Regions from separate parts of the Homo sapiens genome. Here region 2 is linked to region 1. A link is a loop called in an ENCODE intact Hi-C map of the cell type or tissue named here. Cell type or tissue: IMR-90. All regions are shown on one strand. Links, peaks and the distances in the headings refer to the core of each region. The heading gives the core; the rest is flanking DNA.

Region 1 (2,912 bases), core at 316-2,815:
GGTTGCAGTGAGCCAAAGTTGCACCATTGCACCGCAGCCTGGGAGACAAGAGCGAGACTCCATCTCAAAAAAATAAAATAATATAAAGAAAAGGAAACTCAAACATCAGATTTATCTGCAAAAGTAAACATTTATTCGGCTTTCACGACCTATGAGGATAAATAGCCTCTCCATATGCTACAACCCCAGCTTCTGGTGGCGGGGGTAGGATTGATGTGTGAATAAATTAACGAAACACTTTCACTTACCGTATAAAGTAAAAGAGTAGCAATTCAGAAAGTCATTAATCAGAAATCATTTTATAACAAGTATATAGCACCAAATGGGAACACTCAACACTAGTTTTATCTAACCATCCCTACTTCTAAGTATTAATGCAGTTTTACGGAGGAAAAACACTGTTGAAAAGAAAAATAGCATTTTTTGTTATTGTTTGGTTTTGTTTTTTGAGACAGGCTCTCACTCTGTCGCCCAGGCTGGAATGCAGTGGCACGATCACACCTCATTGCATCCTCGACCTCCCAGGCTCAAGTGATCCTCCCACCTCAGCTTCCCAAGTAGCTGAGACCACGGGTGCTGCACCACCATGCCCAGCTACTTTTTCTATTTTTTGTAGCGATGGGGTTTTGCCATGTTGCCCGGGCTGGTCTTAAAGTTCTGGGCTCAAGCAATTCGACCGCCTCAACCTTCCAAAGTGCTGGGATGACAGGCATGAGCCACTGCACCCAACCACAGAAAGGCAGTTCTAACTGTCCACCTCCACCACTTTTCTCTGTAATTCAGGCATTACTGACCATTTCATCTTTGAGACTGAGATAATGCTTTGACCTGGCATTACTACAAAAACTCTAGGTTTCAAATTATACTCAGTCTTCCATGCATTCTATCTTTTTGGAACTAAACCTCCAAGAGTTTATCTCTAATTAACATAACTTACAATTTGGGGATGGGTAACCAATCAAAACTGAGGTACCAAGGGCTGAACCCCTCCTGAAGACAGAATAATGGAAAACCCTGGCACTAACTTTGAAAACCAGCGGGCAGCCAGAGGCCACACAGTGCAAGCAGCGGTCAATGCAGTACATAGGGAGGACAGATCCTCTGCTCAAGTTGGCCATAGGGAGGACAGACAGATCCTCTGCTCAATCTGGCCTACCTCATGATTCCACCCAACTTGTACCTCAGTCTCCTATCTCCTGGTACTTGGTGTCCATACAACTCAGCTCTCAGAACACCGTGGCGGATGAGGACAACGGCGCATCCCTTTTCTGAAAGGCTGGTGACTCACTCGCTACTGCCCCCTTTCTGTTTAAAGGCCACCTTCCTTAAGTAGTCTTGTTTTCTGGAATCCCTCAGCTCACACAGCCAAGAGGAGACTCATTCTTTTTTTTCTTCCCTTAAACACCAACTTTCATTCTTACAGAAGGAATAGAAATCACCACCCTGCTCAGATGAGCCAATGCAAATACCTTCTCTGAAACAGGCCTTCAAAACAAAATATCAAAGGGGAAGAGTAGCTGATTTTTTAACCCTTAACACTGAAAAATGCAGAGCTTCAGTTGAAGTCACAGATGAAGTACAATATGTGTTATGTTCTTAGCAGGGAAATGACTCAAGATTCAAAACAACTTTAGTAGCATCATTGAAAGCACAAAAATGTAAATTCTTTCCCAGCAGACCCCTCAAAATCCAGTGACGATCATTCAGGGACAACAGGCTCCTGTTGGTCATGGTTACTGACAGAGCTTAATTCTCACGCTGTCTCTTGAGTATCTTCACCTCATCAAAGAGCCTAGGTTTGTAGCACATTTTCATTTGTGATATTAAAAGACAAAGAATAGCAAAAAAAAAAAAAAATTAGAGAAAACAAGTGGAGGTTAGGCAGATGAAACAAACTATGTTAACTGTTTGGCATTTGAAATAGGCAGGTCACATTTTGAGAGGCTGTTTCTACCACTGTAATTAGAGAAGTGCATGGGTGTTGCTCCGCCTAAGGAGGGGGAAAAAAATCGAGTTGGCTCTTTCCCTTTTCCAGTACTGAAAGCAGTGGATAACACTGTTTCAGCTCCACTGCCCCAGAGAAAGAGTGCATTTGAGCAGTACAGTGGATCGCTCTGTTCTCTGATGACTGACTTTGGAAGTAGCCAGTGCAAGACAGAAACTACCAACTGGAAACAGACCTTCCAGACTTGAAACTCAACTTCATCAATGTCCATACCACACAAATCTACTTCCTGTCTTCTTCTCCTTTCTCTGACGGGGGAAAAAAAAAGTGGGCAAGGACTAGATCTCTGCTAGTTTTATGGAGATGAAATGAGTGCTAGGGGTACATCAAGCAAAAAAACATTCAACCAAAAATAAGAAGGCAACTCCAAGTCATGTAAAAAGGGTCACTTCAGAGCTGTGAAGGAACACGCTTGTCTTTATCTCTGAGGACCTTAAGAAAAGTATTTCCCACTTGGAAATCTACTACACACTCATCTTTCTCCTCCCCAGAAGAATGGCCCTTGGTTTCACCGTTTCAGGCAGCAAATTCTGACAACGGGATCCTGTGTTACTTGCCCTGGTAATATCAGTTTTCAGGATTGTATACCTATATTGCAATATAAAGAAGAATGGCACAGAGTCCATGAAGGGAACATGAGAATAAGCCAATAAGTCTCTCCAGAGAAACGCCCTTCCCTTCCCCAAGATACAACATAAATGAAAGTAGAAATAACTTTAGTACTTCACATGCTTGTAAGATGCCATTCTCTAAATGGCATAAATTACAAACCCAGTTTTAAGGACTAAAACTCACTTATTTCTTTAGTCTTCAAATACCTACTCACCATTTACTAAGTAAAATGAAGATAAATATTTTGGATCTAAAGCTATATTACTTACTGCATGAATATGTGAGTCACTGGGAG
Region 2 (2,912 bases), core at 187-2,686, 92 kb before region 1:
AATGCTTACTTATTCAAATTTATTATGCCCCATTTCCCCATGCATTACATTTAAACCTCTGATTTTTTAAAAGAATAACATCATTATTGAAAACTAATGTTATGCTTCAAAGCTCTATTACTTGAACTGTTCATAAATGGATTTATGGCTACTGCTGAGTTCTGTGAAAGACTGTATTGTATGCCTTCTCCTTCAGTTTCACCAAGACTATTAATAAAGATATCCCTACATCAACATTTGCCCTCCTGCAGGGAGCTAGGTATTCATACCTGAAAAAAACTTTCACTTAAATTGCTTTAATGGGTTTTAAGTAAAACACTACTCCCAGTGATTTATTTTTCCCTTTGATTGGCCAAGGATTTGAATTATAGCTCACAGGGTAAATTCATAAATAATCATGCTAACACCTTATTTAGGAGCTATAATGCAATAGGAGCTGCAGGTTTCTATCTGCCCATTGTTGAAGCCTCCTAAACATTACAGAGCTGTGTATGTAGGTGTGTATGGAATAATACATCATCCAATATATAGGCATCTCTGTCTCTCCCACTAAATCAGGGTCAGGAATGATATCTCCTTTGTAGACTAAATTGGAAACCAGGTATATTTCAGAGACTAATAGGAGCTTCTTAGCTTTTAAAACATGTAATATTAAACCACATTGCAACAATTTCAATATGTCCCCAGCATAAGATTTCTCAACACAAGTCACCAAGAATGGAGGGCATGCTATCATTTAAGTCACTGGACTGAAAATAACCCAAACATAGAGTAGATTCTTAATATAACACTGTTAAAATAACAGAATGTCACATACTCAATGACAGCTCAAACCGTGATAATAAAGAAACCAATCAATCAATAAATGTGACTAAAAGGACCACCTTGTGCAGAAAAGAAACCAAAACCACTGTTCTTGCAGGAGGCAGAGCCAGGACAGGCTCCAATATTTAGGAGCTTTCTCTATCCAACTCTGTTTACTGTCCCTATTTTTCCCTTATGATTAAACTTTTCATCTTCATTTAAAAAAACAAATTTCACAAAGCTTTCAGCCCATCTCTTCCAGTGTCTTCTAGAACTTGGTTCTATGAATTATTCCTTCTTTACCCTAAATCTTCAACTTCTCCCTCAAAACCAGCAAACATCTCAGTGCTCTGGTAAATGGTGACATCTACACAGGTTATGAGAAACTGGGCTCTCTTATTGCTGGTGTCACCCAGAGCCACTTGACATCCTTGTACCTCAGTTTCTCATTCATAACACTGGGAACAGTAATTGTCCCAACACCTCAGACTTGTTGGATGGATTTGATGAGCTCTTTGATATACAGCTGTTGGATGTAGGTGATATGGAGCAAGCCCTCCAAAATGTCAGCTACTTTAATTATCAACAACCTCTTCCCTTGCCCTGTAACATGCTCAAGTCTCTCATATTCTTTAAAAAAAAAAAAAAAAAAAAATTTCTTGGCCTCTTTTTCACTTTTCTCTCTTTCCTTCTAAGTTTCCTGAAGGAGTACTCCATAGTCACTCTACTGCCATTATAAACATTTACCTGAAATTAGTTTCCCACAACCACCAAGCTCCTAAAACCGCCTGGACAAAGGTCCTAAGGATCTTCACACGGCCTGGTATCTCCACGCTGCCAAACTTATTCAGTCTTTGTATCTTGACACTGCCAAGTGACTCCATCTTTACATTCTAAGACCTCTTTTGCTACATCTGAAGTTCCTGACCACTCACTCATTCTGGAACCTTTCTACTTTCCCCAGCCCCTGAGACACGACTCCCTCTTGGTCCACCCCGATTCTCATTCTCCAGCTCCTTGGTGGGCTGCTCCTTTTCTTTGTGCCCCTCCAACATAGGGGATGGATCTGCTTTCATAGTTTTAACTACTGCATACATCTAATAAGAACCAAGAGTGTGTCTCTATCTGAATCTGTCAAATTTGACTCACAAACCCAAGGTGAACTGGACATCACCATTTGTGTCTTCTACAGACACATCAAACCCAAAATGTCCAAAAGGGAATTGATCCTGTCCACCCTCAGTGTCTATTCTTATATTCCTAATTTCAGATCACGGAACCACTGCCAGAAATCTGTGGGTTATCTTCAATGTTCCCTCTGTCTCACCACTCATACACTTAACCGGCATATGGCTGCTAATTTTTTTAAGTATTTGGCAGGTTTTCTCCCTTCTCCTCATTCTTACTACCACTGCCCTAGTTCATTCCTTATCTCACTTGAACTTTCACAAAAACCTCTTACCTAATCTCTCTGCCTCCACCTCCACATTGCCCTCAGAGTGGTCTGCAGAGAGCACAAAGCCGTCCACATCACTGAATGCGTCATGAGCTTTCCATCAATGATTGCATAAAAACCACGTTCTCTGACATACATCCAGCCAACTTCTTTGGCCTCACCTTCTGCCTATCATCTCCCTGAATGTCATGTCCACTTGGCATCATGTCACCTATGGTTTCCTATACAGGCTTTCCAATTGCTCAAAGTGGGTCCAGCCGCAGGCACTCCACTCACACCTCCCAGGTTAGCAGGTGAACTCCTACCATCTTCCAAATTCAGCTCTGGCTTTACCTGCAAGAAGCCTTCTTTATCCCACGTCACAAGCTGACCTGGTTTAGTGCTTCCTTTCCTCATCCCTCACCTGCGCTCCTATGGCAACCCATGGCCACCTTCCTTTGCCACTTCATTTGCCCGTTCCTACAAAACGTGGCTACTTCTCATCAGTCCCTTGAGGGCGGGAACTGTGTTCTGGTTATCTTCATGTTCTCAACTGCCACACAGTAGGACTCATTATTAACTGAACTGAGAACATTTGTACTAAATTATAAGCAAAAAGAAACACCCCAAATACTTAAAGAAGAACAATGCCTGGAATAGTTTTGTACAACCA

The links. Hi-C counts contacts between places; a loop is a spot of excess contacts. Peaks named below come from ENCODE experiments on the same cell type or tissue, not always from the same donor. Only the 100,000 strongest peaks of a DNase experiment are listed, where the experiment ranks them.
Region 2: it touches region 1 in a loop (2.2-fold over the local background); 9 of 110 quality-filtered maps call a loop at or near these places.

Annotation. Positions count from the first base shown.
Region 1 is chr17:66,309,153-66,312,064 of GRCh38, reverse strand. All of the region lies in intron 2 of PRKCA (protein kinase C alpha), which reads right to left. Among named protein-coding and RNA genes, the nearest start is that of PRKCA, 8.0 kb to the right of the region's middle. In IMR-90, for the core only: a CTCF peak has its summit at 1,307; no DNase peak of the experiment used is centred there; H3K27ac peaks cover 347 bases.
Region 2 is chr17:66,400,962-66,403,873 of GRCh38, reverse strand. All of the region lies in intron 2 of PRKCA (protein kinase C alpha), which reads right to left. The region is part of intron 3 of PRKCA-AS1 (PRKCA antisense RNA 1); the gene reads left to right. Among named protein-coding and RNA genes, the nearest start is that of PRKCA-AS1, 14 kb to the left of the region's middle. In IMR-90, for the core only: no CTCF peak of the experiment used is centred there; no DNase peak of the experiment used is centred there.